Regions from separate parts of the Homo sapiens genome. Here all the other regions are linked to region 1. A link is a contact called in ENCODE Hi-C or POLR2A ChIA-PET data. All regions are on one chromosome and are shown on one strand. Each heading gives the region's core, a stretch centred on a gene start or an enhancer-like site at or near the end of the contact. The rest is flanking DNA. Distances are from core to core; before and after follow the strand shown. Region 1 holds the start of CREBZF (CREB/ATF bZIP transcription factor). Region 2 has its middle 17 kb from the start of LINC02695. Region 3 overlaps DLG2 (discs large MAGUK scaffold protein 2). Region 4 has its middle 93 kb from the start of CCDC83. Region 5 overlaps PICALM (phosphatidylinositol binding clathrin assembly protein).

Region 1 (2,700 bases), core at 42-2,541:
CCGGGCGCACGCCGAGCAGAACTCCACCGACACCTTATCCTTGTCCACATGGAGACAGACTCCTCCCGCCGAGTCGTCCTCTTCCAGCAGGTCCTGCTTCTGCTTTCCCACCGGCAGAGCGTAGTCGTGGTCACCGGCGGGCGAGTCTCTGAAGAGCGAGGTGGTCAGCCGCAGTCCCACGCCGCTCAGCCGGCTCAGCAAGCGAGCCAGTCCAGTCTCGTTGGCTAAGACTGCCCGTAGGTAGCGACTCTCCTCCTGCAGTGCCTGTACGCGTTTGCCCAGCTCCCGATTCTCGGCCCGCAGCTCCTGGTTCTCGGCTGCCAGACCCCGGACTCGACTCTCCAGCCCCATCACGTACTCCTTCTTCTTCAGTCGATTAAGGCGGGCAGCGGCCGCCGCCGCCTTCCGGGGACTCTTTGTCGCCGCCTGGTTGTTGTCGTTACCGCTGCCGCCACCGCCGCCTCCTCCTGGGGACTTTCTCCGCCTCTTTTCGGCGCTGCCACTGTCACTGCTGCTGCTGCAGCCTCCGATACCGTTTAACAGCCTTTGCAGCAGGTCAGAGAAGCGCTGCATTTCAGCAGCCGCGGCCTCATCGTCATCGTCCCCTCTCCACAGGCCGCCGCTATCCGAGCCTCCGCCAGACGAGGAGAGAGGCCCCGGCGAGCTAAGCCCGGGGTCCAGGTGCCAGTCCGGTTGCCTGGGGTCCAGGAGATCCGCCAGTTCCAGCCCAGACAGAAAGTCCATATCCTCCGTCTCTTCCCCCGGGAGGCTGGCGATCGCCTCCTCCTCCATCTCCTCGGGGGAGGGCGCGCGCACGGCCACGCCGCCGCGGCTCCCCCTCCCGGCTTCCAACTCTCCTTCGTCGCCAAACTGCTGCTTGCGGCCGGGAGATCCGGCCGCCGCCGTCTCCTCCTCCCCCGCTGCAGCCCGGGTCAGGTCAGAGGGCAGCGAACAAGTTGCAGCCGGCTCCGGGCTCTCACTGCGGGTTGGGGAGTTGCTGCCCGAGGCTGCCAGCAGCTTGGTCAGGCTATGCCTCATGAGGGCCAGCGGCGGGCCGCGGTAGGCCCCGGCCGCTAAGAGTGGGCCTCACGGGCCCCAAGGATCCCAGGCCCCAGGGCGGGTAGCCCCCGGCACTGGCCGAAACGAAATGCAGGGAAAGGTCCGAGTCGCCTCCCGCCTCACTTGGCTAGTCGACCCCCCGCGCCAAGGCGCGGGGAGGGACGGGAGAACGAAGCGGTGAGGCCCTGCGATGACTCGACCGCGCCACCCAGACAACGGCGTAGCCGGAAGTCAGTGGTTTTCGCCCCAGTCCCGCCCACCGCGTTTCGCGCGCCACCAGGCCGTAGTGTCGCGAGATTTCAGGGTGCTTTAGAGTGGGAATAATTCCAGCTTTCTAGTGATGTCATAATAACAGCGGCAAAAATAACAAGTCTCTAGATTTATCCACCCTAATTCAATACCACCCAATACCCAGACTCAACAGTTCAACACAACATTTTGCTATATTTGCTTTATCTTTACATAAATGCTTGTAAATTTTTTTTTTGCTGAATCATCCTAAAGTTGCAGATGAGACACCACACCCCTGCGTACTTCAGTGTGCATCTCTAAAAATAAGGACTTTTTTTTCATAATCATAATACTATTACCAAGTCTTCAGAAAATTAACAATCGTTTACTAATACTATTTAATACCTGGGCCATACTAGATGTCCTCAGTTGGATAATGGATATGCTAGTTACCCTAACCTGATCACTACATTCCATATGTATAGAAATATCACTATGTACCCAATGAATATGACAGTTATTATTTGTCAATTAAAAAAAATTAAAACCAAAGCAAAATGAATGTAGAATACAACATTGCTTACAAAAATTGTCTTCAGTTGTTCTTGCCATTTTTGTAAGTAGATGTTTTCACTTGAGCCAAAATCCAATCAGTACTGACTTACTGCATTTGGGTAACAAACAAACAAAAACTCTGACAAATAGAGCCAGGAAAGGCTATGAAGAGAGGGTACTCATGCTTGTATGCCTGAAAACAAAGACTGTAAAAACCACAACGTTGCACAAAGACCATCACGACCTTATACAAAACCTCTGCAAGGATGTCTGCCCAGAAACTGCCTGTCCAACCTTTAACTGACGTCACCCTTGTTATTGACCTTTGTAGCTAAGATAATTAGTTCAAAACAATGTGTAACCATCCTCATTTTTTTTTCCTTTAAAACTCTTTGTCTTCCTTCGTCTTCCTGAATACACACATAGTTTACTATGGCATGCGTTTTCCCACTGAAATGCTCCATTCTCAAAACATGTCTTTTATTTTAGAGACCTTTTCTGTTTGTTATTTAGGTTCACATCCCACAAGGGATTTCAGATTTGAAGCAGTTTACAAATACAGATATTTAGGTTCACATCCCACAAGGGATTTGAGATTTGAAGCAGTTTACAAGTACATTAGAATATAGTAAAACAAAACATTTTGAATTTTTAAAAAGCAAGGCCAATAAAAGATGAACTAGGAAGAGAAGGATTTCTGAAAGGGGAAAAGGTTAATCTTGGAATTGGATGGATGCAATATCTTACTCAGTTGTTTGAATTGGGCTAAAAATTGTTTCCTGACAGCCCAAACAAAAAAAGAGAAATGAATTTTCCTTTGTTCATGAGTAAAATATACATGAATTCTTTAACTGC
Region 2 (2,700 bases), core at 64-2,563, 510 kb after region 1:
CCCAAATGTCTCTAAGGTGTCCTTTACCTCCATTTCTACTGTCACCACCCTGAGCCCTGGTTGTCACCCACCTGAATTATTGCAACAGCAGTTTAGTTAACCACTTATCCTCTGCCTGTACTATTTCTAAAGCACTCTTCTCATTGCCACCCAAGCAGTGTTTCTATGACGTGAAGATGTCACTTGCTTTCTATAAATGTTGGATGGCTTGCACTGCCTAGCAGGCTTTCTCTCCTGGGCTTCCATGTGAGAACCAAGCCCTCCAGAAAATTATCTGAGTGACTATTTCAGGTCTTTCCAGGATGGTACATAGTTAATACCATTCTAGGTGTACAGGGGAGAGAAATTTATTTGTATGATAGATGTCTTAAGTCATCAGGGCTTAATTTTTCTGGTGGAATCCTGATTGGGAAGGGCTGGATAGAACAAAGCCCAGATATATGAACCTGGCACATTAGATCCTACATGACTTCAGCCCAGTGTTCCTTCTAGCCTTATCTCCTATTCTCCCCACTGTGCATTCTGTGCTCCGGTCACACCGAACTCTTGCCATTCCTTCATCTAGCTATTCTGTTCATCTGTTAATGTTCCTCCTTCAACCTGGTCTCCTTCTTGGACTTTAAAATCTTAGACATCCATCATTCAAGACCAAGCTCAGATGTCACCTCCTCTCTGCAGTGGTGCTTTCTACAGCCTTCAAAGGCACATCAAATTGTTCCTTCCCCAATGTGCCAATAATATTTTTGTATGTGTGTACCACTTCATTATTCATAATTGGAGGTTTACAAATCTGTGTGACTTAAAAATTTTGAGTTTCTGCACAGCAGGGAACATCTCCTCCACCCCCTGACCTGAATAGATGTTTGTTTAACTGAATGGCCTGAAGCCCACTAGATAATCAATGATAATGCTAATTCTGGAACACATGACTTAACTCTTATTCCATCATTATTTGGGTTTCTATATATGACTACAACTAGATCGAACATGAAGTATGTCACTGTCAGATATGCAGCTGTGCATGGTGATAGTGTGGGCTGGGAGAAGACTTTCTGAATAATTACTGACACAATGAGGGAGTGAGACCTGGCAGATCTAAGTGGGAATGGGGAATGGAGCCAGAAAGATGTTAGATAAGGTATAGGGGTAGACTTCATCAAGAGGTATGCAGAGGACCAATTTTATAATTTCTACAGGAAATAAGAAAAGGAAAAAAGAAGAAATAATTAGTGGTGGGGTTAAGTGAAGGAAATATGTCAAGAACTAATGTCTGAAATGACTCATCAAATCTGAAATCTGATAAAGGGAACTTACATTTGCGTAGTGTAGAATATCGTCACATAGATGATCTCATTTAATTCTCAGAACAACCCTGAGGTGGAGGGTGGGGTGCGTGGAGGGCAGGTAGGGAGTGTTGCACTGTTGTTACAGTCCTCTCTTTACAGAGGAGATGACCAAAGCTCAGAGAGCAGAAATTACATGCCAAACATCCAGTGTCCCTAAGTGATGCAACTGGAACCAGAGACAAGTCAGCCTGTCTCCTGGTCCAAAGCCACATTCACCTTTTTTTTCAGAATGGGGAGGCAGCTCCTCTGATCTAAAAGCTGAAAGTCTTCATAAAATCAAATAGAATGGCTAGGCACAGTGGCTCATGCCTGTAATCCCAGCACTTTGGGAGGCCAAGGCAGGTGGATCACCTGAGGTCAGGAGTTCAAGACCAGCCTGGCAAACAATGGCCAACATGGTGAAACCCCATCTCTACTAAAAATACAAAAATTAGCCAGGCATGGTGGGAGGCACCTGTAATCCCAGCTACTTAGAAGGCTGAGGCAGGAGAATCGCTTGAACCCGGGAAGCAGAGGTTGCAGTGAGCCAAGATCGTGCCACTGCACTGCAGCCTGGGTGGCAGAGGGAGATGCCGTCTCAAAGAAACAAACAAACAAAAACAAAACAAAAAAAAATTAAATAGACTGACATGTAGAGGTTTTTCTGAGCACTGACTCAGAGAGATTCTCCATAAATTCAATTTTTTCTAGGCTGCTTTAAAATGAGGATAGAACACCATTTAGTCAGCTGACTTTCAGGGAGTCAGCTGATACAGAGTAATTCTCCACTTGAGCTGGGAGAAGTCTGACTTGGCTAGAGAATCTGGGGCAGGAAAGAAGAGCAGAGAGCAGTTTATTTTTTACCTCCCTGTGGCTCTAGGGGGTACACAGGACAACCAAAGATGATGCTGCACTTTTTGGTCAACTCTAGACAGAGAGAGAGAAAGTCTCAGGGTGATGGAGTGAAAGAGTTAGGAAGACAAGAGTTCTCTCAGCTGGCCCTCTGTTTCTCAGATCTACCCACAAACCTTGGAACCTGTGAGACTTAGACTATAAGTACCACTGACCAGGCTCTGCAGAGGATCCTTTCTGCTGTATTTAACAGAATACAACATTTCCTGTCCCCCTGACAAAATGGTCAGACCCTCAGGGGCACAGAGTTGGTTTAAATAACTTTTTACCCCACTATGTTGCACTGTAGGCAGATCACTTGAGGTCAGGAGTTCGAGACCAGCCTGGCTAACATGATGAAATCCTGTCTCTACTAAAAATACAAAAATTAGCCGGGCGTGGTGGCAGGTGCTGGTAGTCCCAGCTACTCGGGAGGCTGAGGCAGGAGAATCGCTTGAACCTGGGAGGTGGAGGTTGCAGTGAG
Region 3 (2,700 bases), core at 128-2,627, 350 kb before region 1:
CCACCTTGTTTCTTATTTCCTCCCAGGAGGCTGTGTAGGATATTTAAAAACTGCCTCTTCACCTCTCTCAATCAGAGGAGCAGTTTCAGATCTGGAAAAATACAAGGATTTCCCTGTCTCCTCTGCTCTGGAAAAAATAAAATGTCCCCCAATCACAGGGTGAAAGGTTCTCCCTCACCTGAATTATCTGCCAATGCCCAGCTGTGTCCCTCCCCTCTCTGAGGACGATTTGACCCCAATTCATAACAGGAAAAACTTTTAAATAAACTAAAGGGTTGAATTACTGTTCACCACTTATTACATTAGCTGGGCTTGAGCACAGCTCGAACAGGTCAAACAGAAGATTTTTTTTTTTAAAGAATGTGAATCCAGTCAGATTCATCTGCAAATAGATCAAATAAACTACTACTATTTAACAGATCACTGTTTCTTATTAGCTGAAACTTTGTTCTAAAATGACTATTCTCAATGTCGCTAGTGTAATTAATTTAAAATGCTACTTCGATTTATAAATAACTCTCATAAACTAGAAAGACATATTTCTATAATCTAAACACCGATTTAAGCTATCCTGATGTTTAGTTATTTGAGCATGAGATGGACAGAAAGACAAGACTTATATTTTTAAATATCTGGTACTATCTCCTACCAAGTGGGAGCCATATTGGGATTAATATATTACCTCAAAATCTCAAAGGGACATCATTATGGAGCAAGGTGGGTTACAGGTAGCAGGAAAGAAGGGGAATAAATGAATACTATAGATGATGCAGCAGAATAAAGAAGGAAGAATGTGTCTTCTTTCTTGTGCCTATTTGCTGCTCTTAGCCAATGCCTCTCATGTACAAAAGCTAAAGATAGGATACAACTGGGTATTTGAAGAGAGTGACCAGGACAAACTCAACCCTATCTGTATACAGGGCTTCCCTATTTTATTCACATAAAAATAGAAAATCTTCTTTGGCAGAAGAAAAAAAACAGGTAAAATACAACTGGGTTTTATTATTTCAAAAAAATTGGGATATTTTCTTTGTCCCAGGGACTAGGCAAGGCACTAAGGATAAAATGGTAAATAAAAGTACGGTCCCCACCATCCTAGAATCTACAGTCTTATGGGAGACACAAAACTTATCAAATACATACTTAAATAAATCAAAACTGTAGTAAAAGCAATGTAAAAAAGATACAACATAGCACAACTGGGGAACATGACCTGTTCTGAAGTGTCAGAAATGGCTTCCTTGTTCCCAGTTTTGATCCAAAGTATGAATATCAACTTTGAAGGTAAAAGGGGGCAGAAGTGGAAAAGTAAATACAGAAGCATTGTATTCCAGGCAAGTAAACATCTTGTGTAAAAGCTCTGACGCAGGAAGCAACATAATTTGTTTGAGGATCTGAGAGAAAGCCAGTGTGGCGTGACAACAACTAAAAGAGGATGTGGTAAAGCTGCAGACATAGACGGGGCTCCATTTTAGTCTTTATTTAAAAATAATGTAAGGCCACTGAAAGGGTTCAATATTAATCCTTTATTCTAACTAAAGCTACCGAGAAACTAACATGCCAACTTCTCCAGCTACAAACGGAAGGAATCATCACTCTGAAGGCAGCCTCATGATATAATTTTATGCTCCAAAAACATTAATTTGCCCAGTATGTAGCAGGCCCTAACCTAGAAAGAAATGAGTAAAAGAAAATTAAAGAATATGCTGTCTAATGTTTTATGGTCTGATGGTAGAGACAGGGTCTTACTGGAAGAAAATACAGGAAGCACTAAAATAGTGGTATGTGCTGGATGCTATGAGAATAGTCTTTTGTTCCTTCCTCCAAGGAAAGAATTGAGCATTTAGGAGGACCCCATTAAGTTCCCCCCAGTTTTAGGGACTGAACAAAATAATAAGTAAATAAACTACAGTATAGGTGCTCAATGATGAGAACACATGAACACATAGAAGGGAGCAAGATACACTGGGGCCTATTGGAGGATGAAGGGTAGGAGGAGGGAAAGGATGGAGAAAAATAACTAATGAGTACTAGGCTTAATACCTGAGTAATGAAATATCTATATAACAATCCCCATGACACAATTTTACCTATGTAACATATCTGCATATGTACCCTGAACCTAAAAAAAAAATAGCACCCAATTTAGGATATATTTCATGTAAGTGTGCACATCTGTGTGTCTGTTCCACAATACTCATAATCAGGAGGTAGCACACATCTGAGGATAATTTTATGAACCAATTTAATTACATTTCCATGCCAATCCATCACAATTTTTTTCTTGTTCTTATTTACCCTTCTCCTCTAGTATCCAAAGTCAAAAAAAAGTAGAAGCAGTATTTAATCTGAGTGGATTATCAATAACTTGTCAAATTTATAAAATGTAGTTTTAAGACCAGCTGCATGTGAAATAAGCCAGCATATTGGCATCCCTAAATGATCACTGAATCAGAGAATTAATTCTTCCCACACTAAATGGACTTCTGGCAAAGTAAAAGTCTACTACAATTTTCCAATGTGGCCAAATCCTTCTCCAGAAATTGCACTTTGAGAACTAGAGGCTCCTGATCAATGTTTATCAAGTTCTAACAAAACAGAATAAAGCAGCAGAAACCCAGTAGACTCATGATATAAATAGTTGACAACATTAATGAGTAGAAAAAAAAGGAAAGTACACTCTACGTTTTGAGGAATAAA
Region 4 (2,700 bases), core at 134-2,633, 280 kb after region 1:
TGGAAAAAGCAATTTAAGTAAAAATGAGTTTAGGAGGATTTTTATGTAGGTTTCAGTTCTCAGAATAACAAAGTATTTGAGTTTTGCATGTTGTTATTCAAGATTTGAGGGGCAGGAACAAGGTGGTTGGAGCTTGAGCTTCAGGGTAGTAAGTTGCTTACTTTAGGCCAAAAATTAGCTAGGTTTGAAGAAATTAAGGAGGTGTAAAGAGACAGAGTATGGGAAAACACATTCTGTGGAGTCAGGCTGGCTGCCTTTGCATCTTGGGTGGTCACTTAACCTCTTTAAACCCTGGTTTCCTCAACTATACTTTACAAACCTAATTCCCATACTGCAGTATTATTTAAGGATTAGAAAGTGTGTAACCTACACATAGTAGACATGCAATATATGGCAGTTGAAAAAATTGACATATAACAGGAATCTCTAAAGATTCTCTGGAAGTAGCCAAAGAGTATGGTTGTCTTTGCAATGCATTCACGTAAAGGCACACAGAGCAGAGTCTGTGTCCAATCCGTCACATGGTGTCAGGTGCAAACCAGTATGATGACAGCCGGGCTCTACACACTTTAAGTTTTAATTTGTATAGATATATGATAGTTTTATATGCATATGGGGTAACTACATGCTTATTAATCCAAAGGCTCGCTCTGTCTTTTGCTGAGAGCAAATCAGTCACCGCCCTGGTATAGGGGCATGGTCTTCATCCAGTAGGCTCCAAGGGCCCATCCTGAATCTGCTGATCTACTTGAGGCTGTAGGGACAAGTAGTAAACCTAGTTCCAAAATTCTTATGTGTAGCAGGAGGTGGGGTACAGGCATTTTTGTCTCTTCTCAAGCCATGTAGTCAGACACTAGAACCATTCAGGGAACAGAGAGGCTAGGTTAGTTTTATGGCAACAAAGGGCTGTTTGTTAAAGGACTGATTTCCTTGCTTGTTTTACTAGATGCCAACACAACAGTTCTCTGTATTTTTCTTGGAATAAACTGGCTTTTGTAACAGACACAAGGAAATGCACCCTCGAACAACTGAGGCTTTCTAAATATTAGTGACTTTAACTTGATTAAGTATTTCCATTTCCTATTCCTATGACTTTGTGAGGCTCATGTTCCCAGAAAGCCTTTTTTTTTTTTTTTGTATCGTGACTCTTTAGGTTGGTTATGTTTTAGGTCATTCTGTTCTTATGATCTGAGTAAGTGCTAAAAGCCTTTAAGATACTTTTAAAGAATCTTTAAATAGAAATGTTTTCAGATTTCCAGCACAACAAATGAGTCTTAAAGTAACTGCAGATTCAGATATCCTCACAGATTCTTAGCATAAGGTTTTGTCAGCATTTCCTTCCTCAAGTCCTGTGTCAACTCGCTGACCTCTTGCCTTCTTGGGTTACTGCCATCTTTTTGTATAAAAATATGCTAGCCCTTGCAACATTTTCCTCCTAAGAAGAATGAAAATTAACCACGTGGGATTCCCCTCTCTATGACTACTCTGAATGAGGCCAGCGAGTCACTTTTACCTCAAAGTCCTCAGACACCAAATCAGAGGGATGGTGTACCCTGACCTCCCTTGAGGTTCTAGCACAAGTGTGTAATTAACCTTAGAGCTTTAATGTTCTTCGTTACATCTCATTTTTACATCAGTCATTTTCGCCTAGCCACTTAAAAAGTGTCTTTTTTTACTTTTATGCTATTTATATGGAAATGTCAACGTGAGATATAGCTGGACCTAAAATCTGGTGAGAATGTACATATTTTCAACATGTCTTGTAACATTTACTCAGCACTAGCAGCTTGGATCTGCTTAGTTTTCATTTTTTTAAGCTTTTGATGTTTTTTGTATTTGTTTTCATTGACACATTTCAATTCTAAAACATTATTTTAAAAGATTTCTCAGATCTCAACTTGCAGTATGTGTCATGGGTTTTGAAGTCACAGATCAGAAAAAGCTTCATGAAATTAATTCTTCTAATAAAAATTGTAGGACTGTGGCACTGGTTGCTATTTTGTCTTTAAATATATTCTCCCTATTAGCAATAGTACAAAATATAAGTGAAAAAAATAAACTACTCTCCCCCTTCTTCTATAATCATCTATTTAGCTGTTTTAGTTGGTACACGGTCACTCAAATTAAATACATTTTTTTAGTCTTTAGGCTTTTTTTTAAATAGCCATATGACAAAGTTCTGGCCAATGGAATGTGAACAGAAGTGCAAGAAGTGTGCACAATTTCTGGGTCATCTCTTCTCCTGTCCCCACCCACCTGAATCCTGCTGCTTGGAATGTGGTTATGCTGCTTAGCCGTATTGGATTGTGCACCTGAGAGTAATACCTTAAGGACTGTGCGACACCAAGACACCTAGACCTAAAAGTGGACACTTAACAATCTTGTGGGGCAGAGTAGGCACACATACCAAGTCACACTTCCATGTGTGAGGGAAAAGAAACTATCTTGTTTGAATCATTGTTAGTTTAAGTTTACTGTTATACACAACCAAAACCAATCCTCATACAGAGACTGAATATTTCCCTTATGAGAAGTCAATGGTTTCAATAGTAAAATATTGTCTCTGCCAGGTGTGGTGGCTCATGCCTGTAATCCTAGCACTTTGGGAGGCCATGGTGGGAAGATTGCTTGAGCTCAGGAGTTCGAGACCAGCCTGGGCGATATAGTGAGACCTCCCCTCTACAAAAAGTTAAAAAATTA
Region 5 (2,700 bases), core at 45-2,544, 380 kb after region 1:
CAGGATGAAGCCACACACTTTCAGAGCTATCCCTTTTGCTGGAAATGACCCGGATGCAATTCAAATAAACAATGGATTCACCTAAGTATATGCCAAATACTTAGATATACAAAGCTGAGAAGATGCAAAATTTCTCCCCTACTAAACTGAGGTCTTTGGGGGTAAAGATACAGCCTCACAATACATTATGGTGATTGTAATCTGTATGTATAGGATTCAGAGATGGCAAAAAGACCAGGCAATTGTTTTGGAGGGGAAAGCAAATTTTCCCTGGTTTCAATTTCATACTCTCTTAACTCATCATACAATAGTTACAGCACTTTTCACACTTCATTACAATTACTAGCTCATATATCAGTCTCTCCTATGAGAGAGCTCACTAAAGGCAGTCCATGACTTCTTCATCCTCAAATTGCCAGCACCTAGCAGGATACACCTTAAATATTTATTAAATTAATACTAGTAAATGAAATGTAACTTAGAAGACATCTGTAGAAAGCAACAATATTCTATTTAGTCTAAGCTTCAGTGCAGCAAATTTGGAAAAAAATATATTAGCAATCTAGAGAGCAGCATAATTGCTTTTTCAAGTTTATACCACCCCATATTCCTCCTCCTGCCACTATACTGATATTATGAACTACCTCAATAAAAAGCCTCTACTTCAAGAACGGAACACAGAAGAGATTTTTTAAAAGGCATTTTCCTGGCAGAGAAAGGACTGACATCCTTTTTATTTGTGGCAGAGGAAAGATGAGGAACTGAAAAGGGAATATGTAGAGAAGAAAGAATTCAGATAGAACTGGGTACACAAAGCAAACTCCTAAGATACTATATATTAATATATGTCTGAAATTTAGCCTCTTAAGTCATGGCTGAACCCAAGCCAAATTTACCGAACTGTTCAAACTTTAATTTTAAAAGTGCAAACTAAATTGTTTTAAATGAAGTCATTATGTAATTGCTCTAAAATTTTAATCAACACTGAAAACACATTTTTCAGATCAGTCTAATCTACTGTCTCTTAAAATTATCTTTCATTTGTCTCTTTACCCACTAATGTCATAAATACAAAAACTCTTAGAACAAAAGTGGAAAGTTTAAGTCATGAAAATGCTCTATAGAAAAACATATACTCTTGGAATACTCTGACTTCACTGCCACTGACTTGTATTTTCAAATGAAAGAGTTGTTCCTCCCCCCTCCTCTGATTATCAAAATGTTTTAAATTACTACGTAAGCCTTCTTAATATAAGAAAGTGTAAACCTAGAGCTTTCCGTTGGCATTCTGGTAAACTCTGCATTCCTACCACTAGATGGCAGACTGTACAGAGGAACAACAGGACCCTGGCAAGAACACAGATGCATTCAGGCTCATCTGTAAACCACATTCTTAAATCTGAGATTGTTTAGGATTCCATTCTAGTACTCTAAAGTGGTGATTTTCAAACCTAGATACCTTAGGCCCATCCTAGATTCCAAATAAGGATTACTGTAAGGGATGAGGAAAATCATATTTTGGTAAGCACCATCTCAAAGATTTATTACTTCTATGTCAATTTTAAATTTATCAGAAATACAAGACAATAAAAAGCTACTTAATGGAATAAAAACTCATCACTTAATATAAGAATTAAAAATTTTATTTAAACAATAAGAAAACAAACTGAAAGTATTACAGTGCTCCAACATGAAAAAATAACATATTCATGGTATAAATTACATTCTCTTCTTTGAAGATCTTAAATTTCACAATGACAACCCCACCTATAGGAAAGAAAACATATTAAGTATCAAGTAATTTAAGAACAAATGCCAAAATTACAAACACTTTTTTGTATTACATGCTAAGAACTTACTAACTGTTCGTTAGCCCAGTTAAATATCATCAGGACTCTCAAAAAAAAAAAAAAATCTAGTACTGGATCAGAAAAATACAGAAACCTCATTTCCTAAGCAAAATGAAAGTCAACTAACAATACATTGAGAATACTACTTACCTCCACCAATGCTGTGAACCCAAGCAGGGTCCAGAGTGGGGGCAGAAAAATTCTCCTTTCTTTCCAACAAGACAGGGAAAAAGAAACCAACAACTGAGAGGCTCTGCAAGTGCAGATCAGAGTACTATAAAGGAAAAAACATTTATGGTATAATATCTATAATTATTTATAGATAATTCTGGAGAGGTTAAAGGAATTGGGACTAAGTCTGGAGAAAAGTACGTTATTAGTTAGGAATGACCAACCGTCCTGGTTTTGCTGGAACAGTCCTGGTTCACACCTGTTGTCCAGGGTCCCATTCAGATAGCACACCCTTTCACTCTTAAAAGTGACCCAAGTTTGGATGACATATTACACATCACCTTAGTTATAAGCACACTAATAAAAGTTTACATGTAGCTAAGAAATTAATACACTACCAGTAGCAGCTATTCACAGTGCATTTGCATTTTCCTTTTATGAGTGCTATATTCTAGTTCTTAGCCTCCTTAAAACACAAACATGCTTCTATTCTGCCTACTTTGCCCTCTAACCCCTCTACCCATGACCATTTTTAACAATAATCTCTGCTTCTGTTTTTTTCACCCCGGGAAACTCATCTAATTTCTTAACCTCAAAGAAAATCTCTATGCAAATCATTCACAAATTTCTTCTCAGAAAAATCAATCTAAGGTCTTCTGGGGGAGTTAGAGACATTAGA

Evidence for each region. Hi-C counts contacts between places; a loop is a spot of excess contacts on that map. ChIA-PET counts read pairs that join two places held with the same protein, here RNA polymerase II (POLR2A). Pooled maps may share reads with other maps.
Region 2: a loop to region 1 is called in a map of K562, with 3 times the contacts of the local background. The contact joins the enhancer-like site here to the promoter of CREBZF in region 1. A Hi-C loop is called at or near these places in 1 of 168 maps with a recorded cell type or tissue (K562) and 7 of 50 pooled maps. POLR2A ChIA-PET finds 5 or more read pairs at or near these places in 1 of 52 experiments (activated T-cell).
Region 3: a loop to region 1 is called in a map of B cell, with 5 times the contacts of the local background. The contact joins the enhancer-like site here to the promoter of CREBZF in region 1. A Hi-C loop is called at or near these places in 1 of 168 maps with a recorded cell type or tissue (B cell), 1 of 37 single-sample maps with no recorded cell type and 3 of 50 pooled maps. POLR2A ChIA-PET finds 5 or more read pairs at or near these places in 1 of 52 experiments (HEK293).
Region 4: a pooled map shows a loop between it and region 1 (4-fold over the local background). The contact joins the enhancer-like site here to the promoter of CREBZF in region 1. A Hi-C loop is called at or near these places in 6 of 50 pooled maps. POLR2A ChIA-PET finds 5 or more read pairs at or near these places in 2 of 52 experiments (BJ and activated T-cell).
Region 5: a pooled map shows a loop between it and region 1 (3-fold over the local background). The contact joins the enhancer-like site here to the promoter of CREBZF in region 1. A Hi-C loop is called at or near these places in 5 of 50 pooled maps. POLR2A ChIA-PET finds 5 or more read pairs at or near these places in 2 of 52 experiments (HEK293T and PC-3).

Annotation. Positions count from the first base shown.
Region 1 is chr11:85,663,838-85,666,537 of GRCh38, forward strand. It overlaps CREBZF (CREB/ATF bZIP transcription factor), which reads right to left and starts at 1,292. Exons shown (of 1, transcript NM_001039618.4): 1 at 1-1,292. The coding sequence starts at 1,038. RefSeq lists enhancers at 1-155, 266-555, 826-875.
Region 2 is chr11:86,175,323-86,178,022 of GRCh38, forward strand. No RefSeq gene overlaps it. Among named protein-coding and RNA genes, the nearest start is that of LINC02695, 17 kb to the right of the region's middle. RefSeq lists a cis regulatory region at 849-1,558. Within about 2 kb of position 1,314, at least 3 of the 41 ENCODE cell types and tissues checked have a DNase peak (open chromatin) inside an H3K27ac peak, as active enhancers do.
Region 3 is chr11:85,315,779-85,318,478 of GRCh38, forward strand. All of the region lies in intron 3 of DLG2 (discs large MAGUK scaffold protein 2), which reads right to left. Among named protein-coding and RNA genes, the nearest start is that of DLG2, 310 kb to the right of the region's middle. RefSeq lists an enhancer at 1,292-1,361. Within about 2 kb of position 1,378, at least 4 of the 41 ENCODE cell types and tissues checked have a DNase peak (open chromatin) inside an H3K27ac peak, as active enhancers do; they include B cell, where a contact is called at or near this core.
Region 4 is chr11:85,946,693-85,949,392 of GRCh38, forward strand. No RefSeq gene overlaps it. Among named protein-coding and RNA genes, the nearest start is that of CCDC83, 93 kb to the left of the region's middle. RefSeq lists an enhancer at 1,354-1,403. Within about 2 kb of position 1,384, at least 6 of the 41 ENCODE cell types and tissues checked have a DNase peak (open chromatin) inside an H3K27ac peak, as active enhancers do.
Region 5 is chr11:86,040,762-86,043,461 of GRCh38, forward strand. All of the region lies in intron 1 of PICALM (phosphatidylinositol binding clathrin assembly protein), which reads right to left. LOC124902730 (a long non-coding RNA gene) reads right to left here. Exons shown (of 2, transcript XR_007062822.1): 1 at 2,001-2,700; 2 at 1,628-1,767. Among named protein-coding and RNA genes, the nearest start is that of PICALM, 27 kb to the right of the region's middle. Within about 2 kb of position 1,295, at least 13 of the 41 ENCODE cell types and tissues checked have a DNase peak (open chromatin) inside an H3K27ac peak, as active enhancers do.